3 separate regions of the Homo sapiens genome follow, and regions 1 and 3 are each linked to region 2. Evidence: read pairs that join two places in POLR2A ChIA-PET (ENCODE). Cell type or tissue: OCI-LY7. All regions are shown on one strand. Links, peaks and the distances in the headings refer to the core of each region. The heading gives the core; the rest is flanking DNA.

Region 1 (5,233 bases), core at 1-5,000, 580 kb before region 2:
TCTCCAATCTTTCCTGAACTTTAAGCTCCTGTTTGCACTAGCTTCAGCCCCTCATTCACACATTAAATAGTCACTGGCACCTATTCTGTACCAAGCACTGTGCCAAGGACTGGGACTGGAGGAATGAATGAGATGTAGACACTCAGAGTGGGGAGAACCACCTGGGGGGACAGGTACTGGGGATACCTTGTGATAAGGAGGATCATATCTCCCCAGTGTCAGCGTACTAGGAGGGGCTTCCAGGGCTCCCCTGAGTTGAGTTTAGCAGGATAAATAGAAATCACCAGCAAGTCAAATCACAAAGAACCCAGGGTGAGGAGAAGCTCTAGCTGTGCAGACTTTCTGGGTTCTCTTTCACGGCGTGCATTAATTCAAAAGCCAGTATCTAGTGCAAGATTGTGTGCCAGTCACCAAGCCAGACACTGAGGAACACACGGATACCTGAGACAGTTCATGCTCTCAGGAGACTCTTCATCTGAGACAATCCATGCTCTCAGGAGACTCTTCATCTGAATCAGGCCCTCCCAAAAGCACGAGGGTGGTAGAAAGCTGGGGATCAGAATTACAGAATTACACACATAATTTGTGAGGTCTTTTTGTTTGTTTTTATGTTTTGTTTTGCTTTTGGGTTTTTTGTTTTGTTTTGTTTTTTGTTTTGTTTTGTATTGTTTTTTTGAGACAGAGTCTCGCTCTGTTGCCCCAGGCCGGAGTGCAGTGGCGCAATCTCGGCTCACGGCAACCTCTGCCTCCCGGGCTCAAGCCATCCTCCTGCCTCAGCCTCCTGAGTAGCTGGGATTACAGGCACCCGCCACCAGGCCTGGCTAAATTTTTTTGTATTTTTAGTAGAGATGGGGTTTAGCCATGTTGGTCAGGCTGGTCTCGAACTCCTGACCTCTGGTGATCTGCCCACCTCGGCCTCCCAAAGTGCTGGGATTACAGGCATGAGCCACTGTGCCTGGCCTACACCCATAATTTCTAACTGTCCTATGTTGCTAATCAACTGCTAGTCCTCAGAGGAGAGAGATGAGGTCCTAGGTGCCTTTACTATTTGTCCCAGGACGTGGTAACAGTCTCTGGCCATGGAGGGAATTAGCAAGCAGTGCTGACTGGCCAAGTCCAACCCCCTCCATCCCCCTCAAATGACAGCAGTTAGGAAGTTCTGTTTCTTGAAAGCCCATTGCAGGAAACATTCCATGAGTGACAGAAATCATGCTAGATCTTTAGTAGGTTGGCAGCAGCTTTTTCCAGCTGTCTGAGGCAGGATCCAAAGGCTGTCGTGTCACTTTGTCATAAATCCAATCTTTTCAAGAAAATTTGTGATGCTCTGAGAAATTGGGCATCTTCTCTGGGACTGTGAAAGGTGGCTCATGCTGTGGCATGCTAGTAAATATTTATCATCAGCTCTCTAAGAAAAACAAAATGCCCTGCTTTGCAGTGTGTGCTGATTTCCCTGGTGCAAATACTGCCACCATAAGCAACAGTGCCACTAGACCAATGTGACATCACTGAATGTGCAGTTGGGAAGGGATATGCGCAGTCAGCCCATGCGAGCAGAAAGGAACCTTCTCCAACATGCCACTGAGTCATGCTCTACTTGGACCTGAGGGAACACTTGCCAGAATGATATGCAGATGTCATCTCAGTGATGAATAACAGCAGATTCTTAAAAGACAAAAAGCCTTGTTTGAAACACTTCTGGGCACTAGCATGACCTGCACCATGAGCTGGGTCCAGGCCTCTGTATTTTGTTATATCAAGTTTAGCCTGAAGCTACCTCTTTACATATTTTAAGTTCAGCCTAAATGTTTTTCTGTACATCATGAACTATAACCTAAATGGAATTGTAAACAGACTGTAGCCTACTCTTGTGCCAATCACTGAGTTTTGGCCAATCAAATGTAGCCAACTGTTCAAACTGCGCTCAAATAAGGCAAATGCCGAGCTATAACCAATCCAGCTGTTTCTTTTCTTTTCTTTTCTTTTCCTTTTTTGTTTTTTGAGATGGAGTCTTGCTCTGTGGCCCAGGCTGGAGTGCAGTGGAGTGATCTCAGCTCACTGCAACCTCTGCCTCCCAGGTTCAAGCCATTCTCCCACCGCAGCCTCCTGAGTAGCTGGGATTACAGGTGCATGACCCCACACCCAGCTAATTTTTGCATTTTTAGTAGAGACAGGGTTTCACCATGTTGGCTAGGCTGGTCTCGAACTCCTGACCTCAGGTGATCTGTCTGCCTCAGCCTCCCAAAGTTCTGGGATTACAGGTGTGAGCCACTGCACCTGGCTTCAGTCCAGCTGTTTCTGTACCTCACTTTCATTTTCTGTACATCGCTTTCCTTTTTCTGTCAATAAATCTTCTTCCACTATGTGACTGCACTGGAGTCTCTGAGCCTACTCTGGCTCAGCAGGCTGCCTGATTGGCGAATCCTTTTATGCTCAAACTCTTAAATTTAATTTGGCTGAAGTTTTTCCTTTAAGAACTTCTTTGGACCAGGCTACTGCTTTCCACATGTCCCATCCTTTCTCTGCCTGGTCACCTCCTACCCATCCCCTAGTCTCTTTTTTTGTTTTTTTGAGACGAAGTCTCACTCTGTCATCCAGGCTGGAGTGCAGTGGCACACGCATGGTTCACTGCAGCCTCGATCTTCCGGGCTCAAGCAGATCCTTGCACCTCAGCCTCCCAAGTAGCTGGGACTATAGGCACATGCCACTGCACCCAGCTAGTTATTTATTTTTTGTAGAGACCGGGACTCCCCACGTTGCCCTGGCTGGTCTTGAACTCCTGGGCTCAAGTGATCCACCCACCGCAGCCTCCCAAAGTGCTGAGATTACAAGCATGAGTCATCGCACCCAGCCACTGTCCTTCTATTCTCAACTGGAATCACTTCTTCAAGGACGTCTTCTCACCCCCACCCCTCCACCTTAGGTGAAGTTCCTCCACCTCGTGCTCTCAAAGCCCACCCACTCCTCCTTTCTGGCCCTCATCACAGTTTTTGTTTGTTTGTTTGAGACGGAGTCTGGCTCTGTGGCCCAGGCTGGAGTGCAGTGGCACCATCTCAGCTCACTGCAACTTCTGCCTCCCAGGTTCAAGCGATTCTCCTGCCTCAGCCTCCCCAGTAGCTGGGGTTATAGGCGTGTGCCACCACTCCCGGCTAATTTTTGTATTTTTAGTAGAGAAGGGGTTTCACCATGTTGACCAGGCTGGTCTCAAACTCCTGACCCCAAGTGATCCTGCCGTCTTAGCCTCCCAAAGTGCTAGGATTACAGGCGTGAGCCACTGCACCTGGCACTCATCACAGTTTAATGTCCATGTTGTTGGTGTGATTATTTTATTTGTATCTCCCTGTGGACTGCAAACTCCCTGAGAGCAGGGTCTGTAATCCCTGGTTCACACATGTTGGGAGTTCAGATAGTGGGCCATGGAGTGCATAGGTGAAGAAGTAACTGAACTGAAAAAGTACGGAGACAGGCAGAGCCCAGAACCAGCTTTTGGGATCACCCTCTGAAGCTCCCTCTCCCTCATCTTCAGTTAGAGGGGTCGACTGGCGACCAGGTGACCTTTGTCCTAAGTTTCAAGATTCTGGCTCTAGTGTCAACTTAGCCACATGGTCATCATCCAGTAGGGGAGAAAATTCTCCAGCTCTGATGAGGAGGCCCTCTAGCCCAGCCACCACTACTAGCCTTATGTGGTGTATATAAATTAGACAAAGATCTCCCCATTAGCCAAATGTAGCTCCAAGGACCCTTGACTTTGCTACAGGATGCTGTATTTGGTGAAGAAAAATGTACCTCTTCTCAGAGCACAAGACTTAGCAGACAGCACTGGGACTGAATTTCAGATATCACCACCCCCACAGTCCAGCATCTCTGTGCAGTGCCCAAACTGGCAGCCCTGCTGGCTCGGCCTCCGCAGGAGCCAGCCTTGCCCAGATCTAGGGGCAGAGAGTTTCAGGCAGAGGGGGACAGCAGTGTAAAGTTCCCCAGGCAGGACTGAGCTCAGGCTTTGAGAAATCAGAGGAGGCCTGAGTGGATGGAACTCAATGGGGGGCAGGAAGGAGTGGAGGTATGAGGGGGTAAGGGCTTTGGGCTAAGCGAAGAGCTTATATTTTATTCAAGGTGTCTGTTGAACTGAATGGGAATCATAAATTCAGATAAAACAGCGTATCTCATTTTTTAATCTATTGACAATGAATGCATAATAGACCCCGGGGGAATATGACAAGGTTGTCCCAGCCTTATGTAGAGGAGTTTGGGGACCACATCCTTTCCTAGGGCATGGAGGACCTGAGCCAAATTATATTGTGTACTCTCCTTCCACAGGCTCTCCTCCAGGTAAAATCATATTAAAATATGCATCAAGGATGGCCTTAAGAGTGTGGATGTTTATTGTTCTGCCCATCTCCTTTCGTTTCTTTTGGGATTATTGTTTTCCCTATTCTGGACATGTGGTTTGAATGGGGGCTGCCACGTTCATTCTTTCTTTCTTTCTTCTTTCTTTTCTTTTTTTTTTTTTTTTTTGACAGGATCTGCTCTGTCACCTAGGCTGGAGTACAGTGGTGCAATCATTGTCTCAATGCAGTCTCAAACTCCTGGGTTCAAGCCATCCTCCCACCTCAGCCTCCCAAGTAGCTGGGAAAACAGGCACATGCCACCACATTGGGCTAATTTTATTTTCTATTTTTATTTAGAGGCTGGGTCTGGCTTGGTGTCCAGGCTGGTCTCAAACTCCCAGGCTCAAGGGATCATCCTGCCTTGGCCTCCCAAGGTGCTGGGATTACAGGTGTGAGCCACTGCACCCGGCCAGCCACATTCTTATAGAGCCTGCTCTTGGCCACAGTCCTGAGGTGGAAACTTGGTCCTAGCTAGGCCATTCAGAATTCTTCCCCAGGATTTTAAAAACATAGACCAGAGAGGTCTGAGTAATTCCTTTGTGGTGCATTAATGTATTCAACATTTTTCTCTTTTGGGGTGAACACTTATTATAATACCGTGCTTAGGTATAAAAATACAGTAGTAAGAAAAGGAAAAGTCAAAGTCCCTGCCTCCCCAGAGCTTACAATCTAGTGAGAGGGATATGTGTGAGTCCAAAGCTGATGCAAATAAATATAAAATTACACTGAAGACAGATGCAAAAAAAGAGAGGCTGGTGGCACTTTGAGAACCTGTGGTGGGGGAACTACCTGGGGAAGTAGGTCAAGGATGGTTTCCCCAAGGAAACGATGACGGAGCTGAGATCTAG
Region 2 (5,551 bases), core at 291-5,290:
GGAGGCGGAGCTTGCAGTGAGCCGAGATCACACCACTGCACTCCAGCCTGGGCGACAGATCAAGACTCTATCTCAAAAAAAAAAAAAAAAAAAAAAAAAAGCTTTAGAACAGTAAGGAAAGAAGGACAGAAAGTACAACTTGGAAGAGGGCCAAGTAGGTGACTTGTGTGCCTGATTTAAAATATTCTTACGAAGAATTCTAACAGGGAAAATATCTGCCCTCAAGCTATGTTTTCAAATAAGTCTCCATTCGACATGAAAATATCCCAGTAAAGGACTATTATTTCCCAGATGAAGAAAGAGAGGTATAAAGGTTACAGAACAAATAAGCTAGAGAAAAGAGACAGATAAAAAACAAACAAAAAAAATGTCATAGATTCTCTAATGGCCATAATTCTTCATATTCCAGGATGCACAGGAAACAATGTATAAGATATAAAATGAAATTTTACCTCTCCTCCCCCCAGCAATGGAGTCTACTTCACTACCCCTTTGAATCTGGGCTGCCCTTGTGAACCGCTTCAAGTAACAGAAAGCAGCACAATAGAATATGGCAGAATTATACTGTGACATTTCAAAGGCTGTATCATAAGAAGTCTTACAGCTCCTACTTTTGCCTTCCTGGAGCACTGCTAAGACTACTATTTAAGGAAGCCAATCTACCCTAGTGGAAAATAAGCCATGTGGAGAAAATACAAGGAGCCCCAGATAACAGCCACTACCAACTGCCACACACACAAGTGCGACCCAGACCTTACCCATCCAGTTCTCAAAGTAAATTCACCTGCATAACTCAGCCTACACAAAACTAGCTAAGGAACTGCCTGTGAGAATCATGAGGAATAATAAACCACTGTTAAGTCATTAATATATTACCACATAATTGTCTCAATTCCCACTATGCCTAGAAATCAATCATATTATCTGAGTTAAGTCTAAGATAGGTTACTACATACTTAGAAATGCTTGCAAAAACATCACTAATAGAGTCAAGCATCTTAACTTACAAAAGAAAATACTATTACTTAGCCAGGGGTGGTGGCTCACGTCTGTAATCCCAGCACTTTGGGAGGCCGAGGTGGGCAGATCATGAGGTCAGGAGATCGAGACCATCCTGGCTAACACGGTGAAACCCCGTCTCTACTAAAGAAAATTCTTTTTAAACTTAGCCAGGTGTGGTGGCAGGCACCTGTAATCCCAACTACTTGGGAGGCTGAGGCAAGAGAATGGCATGAACCCAGGAGGCGGAGCTTGCAGTGAACCGAGATCACACCACTGCATTCCAGCCTGGGCAACAGAGAGAGACTCCATCTCAAAAAAAAAAAAAAAAAAAAAAAAAGAAAGAAAGAAAGAAAGAAAAGGAAATACTATTATTTGAAACTACTAATCACAGATAATTTGCTAAGCTTTTTTTTCTTGATAAAAGCAAATTCTGATCTGTAGACTGTTTCTAAGAATGAAATTTAAAATTCCATGTGTTTCTTTTCCCTCAACTATTATTTATTAAGAGTCATAAAATAAGCATAGATCTATAGCAGTAAAATGTTTAGATCACTACCAGATTAATTTCTGAGTTCAATGTATAGATCTTTCCTTGATAGGATGAACTATGCCGAGCAAATTTTCAGCACAAACTGCTGAAGAAATGCTCTGGAGAAACATTAAATAATTCTGGTGACAATAATGATTTTCCGCCAGCAGAAAACTGTCTTCATATTTATCAGTAAGAAACAGACTGCGAAGTTAAGACTTGGTATTACTTAAAATTCACACCACCTATTTTACATACCTCAATAGTAGGGTGAGTATTATGCTTGTAAGCAGTATATAAGGGAAACTGAATTTGAAAAATTTTTGCCACACATAGTAAGAGTTTTTCCTTCTCATCTGTACTCCATAAACTAAAAGGATCAGAACTCTTTGAAGATTCCTCCTCAGTCAGATTACAAATTCTTGTAGAGTTTGATTTTTTTTCTATTGATTTTTGTCTTTCTGTACTTCCTTCATTACACTCTCTATCTATATTCAGTGGTTCTTCTGCTTGATTACTCTCATCTTGCCACGTGGAATCTATGTTAATGGTAGTACAATGTTTACAAAGCTGGTCCCGGAGCACTTGAACTTGGGCAATCACTAAGTTAATAAGTGCACACACTACTTGATTAAAAATCTCCAAATGCTTATATTCCTTGAAGCAGCATAGACATTGCCTATAAGAGAAAAAAAATTGAATAAATTAGTAATAAAGCAGCAGCTGTATTTTTTAATAATATAAAAAAACAAGTAAGCAAATACTAAGTTATTTCTAGACTTGTTTTTATTTTTTCCTTCCTGCTGGGGTACACCTTAATAACATAAAGATAGCATCGCAACAACAACTGATATTTTAGTTAGTGTAAAGTCATCATGTTAGGTTTACAGCTATTATCTTCAGTTTTACGTATGGATTTGTCTGTCCTTCTACACATGGAACTATTTAAAAACAAGAATTGTGACATTTTGTTTCTCCAGTGTCAAGTACTCAATATATGTTTAGCAAGTTATTAGGAAACTTATAACAAAATATCTTATTAGTAAAGCCAGCTGGTTATTTAATATAAGGAATTTTGTTGTCAACTAATAAAACAGCCACATTTTTAGATTAATGTCCTTGAAGGCTACTTGGGAGGGGTGCTCTGACGCTATCTGGCAAATCAAAAGTGTTTAGGAACAACACACACACACTCTCTCTTTCTCTCTCTCTCTCCCCCCCAAGCTCCTGTAAAAAAAAATATATGTGTATTTAAAAAAAAAAAAAAAATATTGGCCAGGCGCAGTGGCTCACGCCTGTAATCCCAGCACGTTGGGAGGCTGAGGCAGGTGGATCATTTGAGGTCAGGAGTTCGAAACCAGCCTGACCAACATGGTGAAACCCTGTCTCTACTAAAAATGCAAAAAAAAAAATAGCTGGGTATGGTGGTGGGCACCTGTAATCCCAGCTACTTGGGAGGCTGAGGTAGGAGAATCACTTGAACCCGGGAGGCGGAGGCTGTAGTGAGCCAAGATTACACCACTGCACTCCAGCCTGGGCAACAAGACCAAAACGCAGTCTCAAAAAAAAAGTATTACAAACAAATCCAGTTCTCCTTAGACATGTTCAGTTAGTAGCACAATGCCTGGCATATGTAGATAATTAAAAGGATCTCAGCCAGGTGCAGTGGTTCACACCTGTAATCCCAACACTTTGGGAGACCAAGGTGGGAGGATCGCTTAAGTCCAGGAGCTCAAGACAACCCAGGGCAACATAATGAGGCCCATCTCTACAAAAACATAAAAATTAAAGAATCAGCTAGGCATCGTGGCTTGTGCCTGTAGTCCCAGCTATTCGAGAGGCTTGAGCCCAGGAGGCTGAGACAGCAGTGAACCCTGATCATGCCTGAGTGACAGAGCAAAACCATGTCTCAAAAAAAGGCAGGGAACGGTCTGGTGAATCAATAGGCAATTAATACATACGCAAGTACCTGGTTCTAATAATACTTGTACCAGATGACAGCTAAGCAACTATAATTTATAATCTGCACCCAGTAATAGCATCAGATCAAAACAACTATATTGTAGTCCAAATAGATCACCAATGCCCTGTATGATCATGTGGAAATAATCTTATTTCTCCAAGTGTGAATTTGAAGTACAGCCACAAATTACTTGATATTCTTCTGTGTAGACGGAACTCACTTCTAGTGAATAGAAAGTGGTGGAAGTGACAATGTGTGACATCTGAGACTAGGTCATAAAAGACATTGTCACTTCTGCCTTGCTCTTTTTTGGATCACTTACTCTAGAGGAAGCCACCTATCACTGAAAAACACTCAAGCAGCCTAAAGAGGAGACCACATGAGAAAGTACCAAGACCTCTCATTAACAACCAGCACTGAGGCTGGGTGTGGTGGCTCATGCCTGTAATCCCAGCACTTTGGGAGGCCGAGGTGCATGGATCACCTGAATTCAGGATTTCGAGATCAGCCTGGTCAACATGGTGAAACCCCATCTCTACTAAAAATACAAAAATTAGCCAGGCGTGGTGGTGGGCACCTGTAATCCCAGCTACTTGGGATGCTAAGGCAGGAGAATCACTTGAACCGGGGAAACAAAGATTGCAGTGAGCCGAGATCATGCCACTGCACTGCAGCCTGGGTGACAAAGCAAGATTCTGTCACAAAAAAATAAAAAATAAATAAAATAAACAACCAGCACTAACTTGGTCACTATCTAAAGCAAGCCAACTTGGAAGTATATCCTCCAGCCCCACATGAGCTTTTTACATGACTATGACCTGGCCAACACCTTGACTAAAACATTATAGGAAACCCGACCCAGAACCAAACAGCTAAAGGACTCCCAAATTCCTGTCCCATTGAAACTTTGAGGATAATAAATGTTTACTGCTGTTTTAAGATATAGTACTACTTTTGGAGTATTTTTGTCACACAGAAATATATAATTATAAATATATATAAATAATGCATCACATCTTTTTTATCTGTGGCAAAATGAAAGGGTTTTAATTTTTACCTCCAAGGCCTCCTCCAGCTTTACAATTCTATAGTATCACAACTCCCACAAGAAGAAAAATAAACACATTTCTCCTACAATTCTTCTGATTAACAGCTTTTTCCTTTGATGTTTAGGAAAAATCAGGTTTAAAGTAAGAGGTCAGGCTGGGTGTGGTGGCTCACACCTGTCATCACAGCACTTTGGGAGGCTGAGGCAAGCAGATCACTTAAGGTCAGGGGTTTGACACCAGCCTGGCCAACATGGTGAAACCTCTTCTCTACTAAAAATAAAAAATTAGACGGGCTTGGTGGTCTACCTGTAATCCCAGATACTGAGGAGGCTGAGGCAGGAGAGTCACTTGAACTTGGGAGGCGGAGGTTGCAGTGAGCCGAGATCACGCCCCCTGCACTCCAGCCTGGGAGACAGAGTGAGACACTCCCTCTCAAAAAAACAAACAAAAACAAAGTGAGGTCATAAACTTGAGTGTCGGGGGGTGCGCTGTCTCAGCCTGTAATCCCACCACTTTGGGAGGCCAAAGTGGGCAGATGACTAGAGGCCAGGAGTTCAAGACCAGCCTGACCAATACAGCAAAACCTCGTCTCTATTAAAAATACAAAAATTAGCTGGGCATGGTGGCACACACCTGTAATCCCACCTACTCAGGAGGCTGAGGCACAAGAATTGCTTGAACTCGGGAGGTGGAAGGTGCAGTCAGCCAAGATTGCACCACTGCACTCTAGCCTCGGTGATAGAGGGAGACTGTCTCAAAAAACATAAAAAACTTAGAAAAATCAGGTTCAAAGTAAGAGGTCAGGCCGGGTGTGGTGGCTCACGCCTGTAATCCCAGCACTTTGGGAGGCTGAGGCAGGCAGATCATTTACTAAAAATGGAATCTGAAAACCCAGAAAACGAACTTGAAGTCAGATTTGGATGAAGAAAGCCAAAGATTCAGCCAAACTTACTTTTAAAATAAGTGTTAGGGCCGGACACGGTGGCTCATGTCTGTAACCCCAGCACT
Region 3 (5,233 bases), core at 1-5,000, 190 kb before region 2:
GAGGTGATAAAAATAGATACCTTCTATTCTGCCATTGTTATTTTTGAAGTGGCAATAATTTTTAAACCACTTTTCTTTAGCTTGCCTAAGATGCAGAATTTTCCCACTTTATCTTTTATTTCTTCTCAGGAAGTAGTATGATTTAACAGAGGGAACCCAGCATTTGCAGTCAGAAGACCTACCAAAAGGTACCTGAGGAGGTCAAATCATTCAATGTTCTACAGTCTTAGTTTTCTTCTTAATTGAAAAATAATGATAATTTACTTTGTAATAACATACAGATATGGTAAAATATACTTGTTATAAAGAAAGAAATAGATATACATAAAAGTTCAATATATAAGATTACATATATGCTAATTATAGAACATTAACTTTGGAAAATCTTTAAAAGTCTTCTAAGGCTAACCTTACACCAAAGGAAAGAACTGGGTGTTAAATTGTAACCAGATAATATATATTTAAGTTATAAAGAAAGAATGAGATATACATAAAAGTCCTATTTGATTACATATATGCTAATTACAGAACATTAACTTTGGAAAATCTTTAGAAGTCTTTTAAGGCTAAACTTACACCCAAGGAAAGAACTTGGTGTTAAACTTATTAAGCCTATGTTATAATGCTGAGGAGTTAGTGACTTATTAGTTGCGCTAACCTGTAAAAGCAGTTACTATCAACAAAGCATTGACCTAGGTGCTGTATAAACTTCTCATTTAATCCTCACAATGACCCTGGATGGAGGTAACAGTGCTCTGGAAAATCTGAATCTTGGAGAAGCAAAGACCAAGGTCACACAGATAAAGAGGTGGAGGCTAGATTTTGCCTTGAGAAACAATGATGATGATAATGATAATGGTAAAACAATAATAGTAATAACTATAATAAGAATTGTGAGCCTTTACCAAATGTATACTATTTGACGTCATAACTTTATGTGGCAGGCATTGCATTTATTATCCCCACTTTCACTCAGGCTTACAACAATGGGACTATCTCAGCTTACACAGCTAGTGGCCAGAGCTGGGATTCAAATCCAGCCAATCAGATTCACAGGCTAATAATGCTCCTAACATTCACTATGGAACCTCCTCAAGACTCTCTAATGTCTGAGTTTGGGTTCTTTTCAGGACAACCATTATTTGTCTCCCCCTATTCTAACTATAACTTGATAATTTCCATTGTATTGTCAAAGCAAACAAAGTTAGGGTTTCTAAAATTAATTTTAGTTTATTTTACAAATTTATTTCCAAATTAAACTTTGTGCACAATACTCCATTTTCTAGATATTTCTTTACCTATATACTAGTCTGCTTAGTCAGAATTTTTAAGGCTCAGTTTGTTATGTGTTTCAAATATAAAAACCTGGCATGTAGGTATCATCCTGATCAATTTTTGCATAAAACTTCAATCAAGAAAAGTAATTTACGATTTAAAAAAGCCATTTGGCGGCTGGGTGCGGTGGCTCATGCCTGTAATCCCAGCATTTTGGGAGGCCAAGGCGGGCGGATCACGAGGTCAGGAGCTCGAGATCATCCTGGCTAATATGGTGAAACCCCATCTCTACTAAAAATACAAAAAATTAGCCAGGCGTGGTGGTGAGCGCCTGTAGTCCCAGCTACTCGGGAGGCTGAGGCAGGAGAATGGTGTGAACCCGGGAGGCAGAGCTTGCAGTAAGCCGAGATTGCGCCACTGCACTCCAGCCTGGGTGACTGAGTGAGACTCCATCTCAAAAAACAACAAAAAACAAAAAACAAAAAAACCATTTGGCTGGGTACGGTGACTCATGCCTGTAATCCCAGCACTTTGAGAGGCCAAGGCGGGCAGATCATCTGAGGTCAGGAGTTCAAGACCAGCCTGGCCAACATGGTGAAACCCATCTCTACTAAGAATACAAAAATTAGCTGGGTGTGGTGGCGGGTGCCTGTAATCCCAGCTACTCAGGAGGCTGAGGCACAAGAATCACTTTAACTCTGGAGGTGGAGGCTGCAGTGAGCTGAGATTGCAGCACTACATCCCAGCCTGGGCGATGGGGCAAGACTCCATCTCAAAAAGAAAAAAAAAAAAAAAGTCATTTGGTGTGAGTTATATACTTTCACCTCAACATTTCTTTGAGTTATTTTTTTGGACACATAAGGTTGGAAAAGCTCTACTAAGACCACAGACCTACCACCGAGATTCTACAATTAACATTTCACTTTGCTTTATCACATACCTAACCACCTCTTCTTTTCCTATAAAAGCTACTTGCTTTTAAATAAAAAGGAAGTTCTGCTTCAGAAAAAAACACGACTTTTAAATTATGTTTTTCTTTAAGAACAGACAGGAAGGTTAATTTGGAAGAACAGGCCATCTTGCCATTTGGTTAACTGCCTTCCTATAACTTAAGAGTCCTGGATCTAGTTGTATGCTACAAAAAACATTAAGTCTACTTCCATGTCTATATGGCAACTCTAAGACACTAATGTCTCAATTTTTCTTTTCTCTATATTAAAAGTTCTCATTTATTTTGTTGTATTTAGGAGTATTCCTATGAAGCTTTTCTTTTATACATGTTATTTTAATTCTTATTCTAAGTTATACTAATTCTATTCAAATATTTGGACTCTTATCAAGTTACAGCAAAAGCACTTTTTCATATTACTACATAGTCTTCACTACTGTAATTTTAACATGATGCATTATAACAATGTTTCCCAACTGAAGAGTTTAAAATTTTTCACTACTAAAAATCATGCTGTTGGGCATCCATATACTTACACTAGAATCGCTAAAACAGTATTACTGACATTAAAAGGGCAAACCAGCAGGGCACAGTGGCTCACGCCTATAATCCAGCACTTTGGGAGGCCGAGGTGGGTGGATCACGAGGTCAGGAGTTTGAGACCAGCCTGACCAATACGGTGAAACCCCGTCTCTACTAAAAATACAAAAAAATTAGCCAGGCATGGTGGTGGGTGCCTGTAATCCCAGCTACTCAGGAGGCTGAGACAGGAGAACTGCTTGAACCCGGGAGGCGGAGGTTGCAGTGAGCCGAGATCACGCCACTACACTCCAGCCTGGGCCACAGAGCAAGACTCCATCTCGAAAGAAAATAAATAAATAAGAAAATAAAAATAAATAAATAAAAGGATATATAATTTTTAAGAATCTTGGTAAAGATCTGTTAAACTGCCTTTCATAAGAATAATATTAAACAATGCCACTGCAATGTACAAGAATGCCATTTCCTCAGCACTGTCATCAGTATTAGGCATAATAGCTGGCTGAAAAACCTTTTTGGGGGTTCAGCATAGTTTTTTTTTTTTGTTGGTTTTACGGTCAGGGGTCAAGACATGAATGCCAACTGGCACACATCTCTTTGTTAAGAGCGCACAGCTCTCACATAGCTCTTGGCTGTGTGCTCTTACAAAGATCCTATTATGGTGGGGTTAACTAAACTTCCAGGAAAAAAAAAAAAAAAAAAAGGCCCATGGGCAGAGTGCCCATGCCAATCCATGTGTTCACGCCACTGAAAGGTGCTTCTCACAAATAAACCTTTTATTTTAGAATAAGCAGAACAATTTCAATACACCTCCCTCACCTAGTTTCCCCCACAGTTAACACTATTATGATGGTACATTTGTTGTGACTAAGGAAGCAACACAGGTACATTACTACTAACCAAACTCTCCACTTTAGATTTCACTTGTTTTGCCCTAATGTCCTTTTTTTTCCTTCCAGGATCCCATCTAGTATACATTACAGCTAGTCATTATGTCTTCTTAACTTCCTCTTGGCTGTGACAGTTTCTTAGATTTTCCTTGTTTCTAATGACCTTTACAGTTTCAAGGAATACTGGTCGGGTATTTCATAGAATGTCCCTCAATCTGAGTTTGTCTGATGTGTGTCATGGTTAGATTCAGGTTATAGGTTTTTGGAAGGAAGACCACAAGAGATGAAGTGCCCTTTGCCATCACGCCATATCAAGGGTACACACTATCAACCTCATTGATTACCAATGATGTTAATTAACCTTTATCACCCGGCTGAGTTGTACTGTAAAGTTTCTTCACTGTAAAGTTACTTCCTCCACACCCCATTCCTTGGAAGAAAGTCACTAAGCTCATACTCAATGAGTGAGGAATTAAGCTCCACCTCCTGGGGAGATGTGTACATATATTATATGGAATTCTTTTGTATGGGAGATTTGTTTACTCTCCATTTATTTATTCAATCATTTATTTCTACTAAGTATGGACTCATGAATATTTATTTTATCCTTGGGGTTATAATCCAGTGCTATGTTATTTTGTTACTCAAACTGTTCTGGCTTTGGCCATTGGGAGTTCTTTCAGGTTAGCTCTGTGTTTCTCTGACATACACCCACCATTTTGATTTTTGAGTACTTTCACTTTCTGACACTATAGGATATTCCACACACATCTTGTATATTCCCTGTCCCAGCCCTAAAATCAGTGATTTCTCCTAGGAGCCATGAATTCTTTTACTGGAGAATGGTGTTCTGAATCCAACATCTGGGCCAGGTGCGGTGGCTCACACCTGTAATCCCAACACTTTGGGAGGCAGAGGTGGGCGGATCACTTGAGGTCAGGAGATCAAGACCAGCCTGGTCAACACGGTAAAACCCTGTCTCTACTAAAAATACAAAAATTAGCTGAGTGTGGTGGCGTGCACCTGTTATCTGAGCTACTCAGGAGGCTGAGGTGAAAGAATCAGTTGAATTCAACAGGCAGAGGTTGCAGTGTGCTGAGACTGCACCACTGCACTCCAGCCTGAGCAACAGAGTGAGACTCTGTCTCAAAAAAAAAAAAAAAAAATTCAACATCTGGATACCAGACATGTTTATTGCTACTTAAGTATCAATGACTGTAGGGCCTTCTCAGCAAATAGATAGAAAATGTTTATAATAAGAAATTTAAAAATTAAATTTTCATTTTTTTGAACTATCAAAATAACATTTTCTATGTTTATTTCCAAGCAACTTTCTATTTTGTGAAATATTTTTGATATGTGTCTACCTGTCTAAGATCTTTTTTACTGGCTTGTGTACAACTTAAAGTGTTTATATAACTCATAATTTCAGCCAATATTTTCTCTCAGCTTATGTCTTTATTACCATTTTATCCTTAACCTTCTCAAAAGTTACTTTTAAGACAGGATTTTCAAACCTTTTTATTCCCTTCATTACTGCTGATCATGCCTTATCACTCTTATCAAGCAAGGAAACAAA

Evidence for each region. ChIA-PET counts read pairs that join two places held together with the same protein. Peaks named below come from ENCODE experiments on the same cell type or tissue, not always from the same donor. Only the 100,000 strongest peaks of a DNase experiment are listed, where the experiment ranks them.
Region 1: POLR2A ChIA-PET joins it to region 2 with 10 read pairs; 1 of 35 experiments calls an interaction of 5 or more read pairs at or near these places.
Region 3: POLR2A ChIA-PET joins it to region 2 with 5 read pairs; 2 of 35 experiments call an interaction of 5 or more read pairs at or near these places.

Annotation. Positions count from the first base shown.
Region 1 is chr2:60,824,737-60,829,969 of GRCh38, forward strand. No RefSeq gene overlaps it. Among named protein-coding and RNA genes, the nearest start is that of REL-DT, 54 kb to the right of the region's middle. In OCI-LY7, for the core only: no CTCF peak of the experiment used is centred there; a DNase peak (open chromatin) is centred at 2,332.
Region 2 is chr2:61,403,919-61,409,469 of GRCh38, forward strand. USP34 (ubiquitin specific peptidase 34) reads right to left here. Exons shown (of 80, transcript NM_014709.4): 3 at 1,790-2,210. Among named protein-coding and RNA genes, the nearest start is that of SNORA70B, 11 kb to the right of the region's middle. In OCI-LY7, for the core only: no CTCF peak of the experiment used is centred there; no DNase peak of the experiment used is centred there; H3K27ac peaks cover 612 bases.
Region 3 is chr2:61,214,869-61,220,101 of GRCh38, forward strand. All of the region lies in intron 67 of USP34 (ubiquitin specific peptidase 34), which reads right to left. Among named protein-coding and RNA genes, the nearest start is that of C2orf74-AS1, 39 kb to the left of the region's middle. In OCI-LY7, for the core only: no CTCF peak of the experiment used is centred there; no DNase peak of the experiment used is centred there.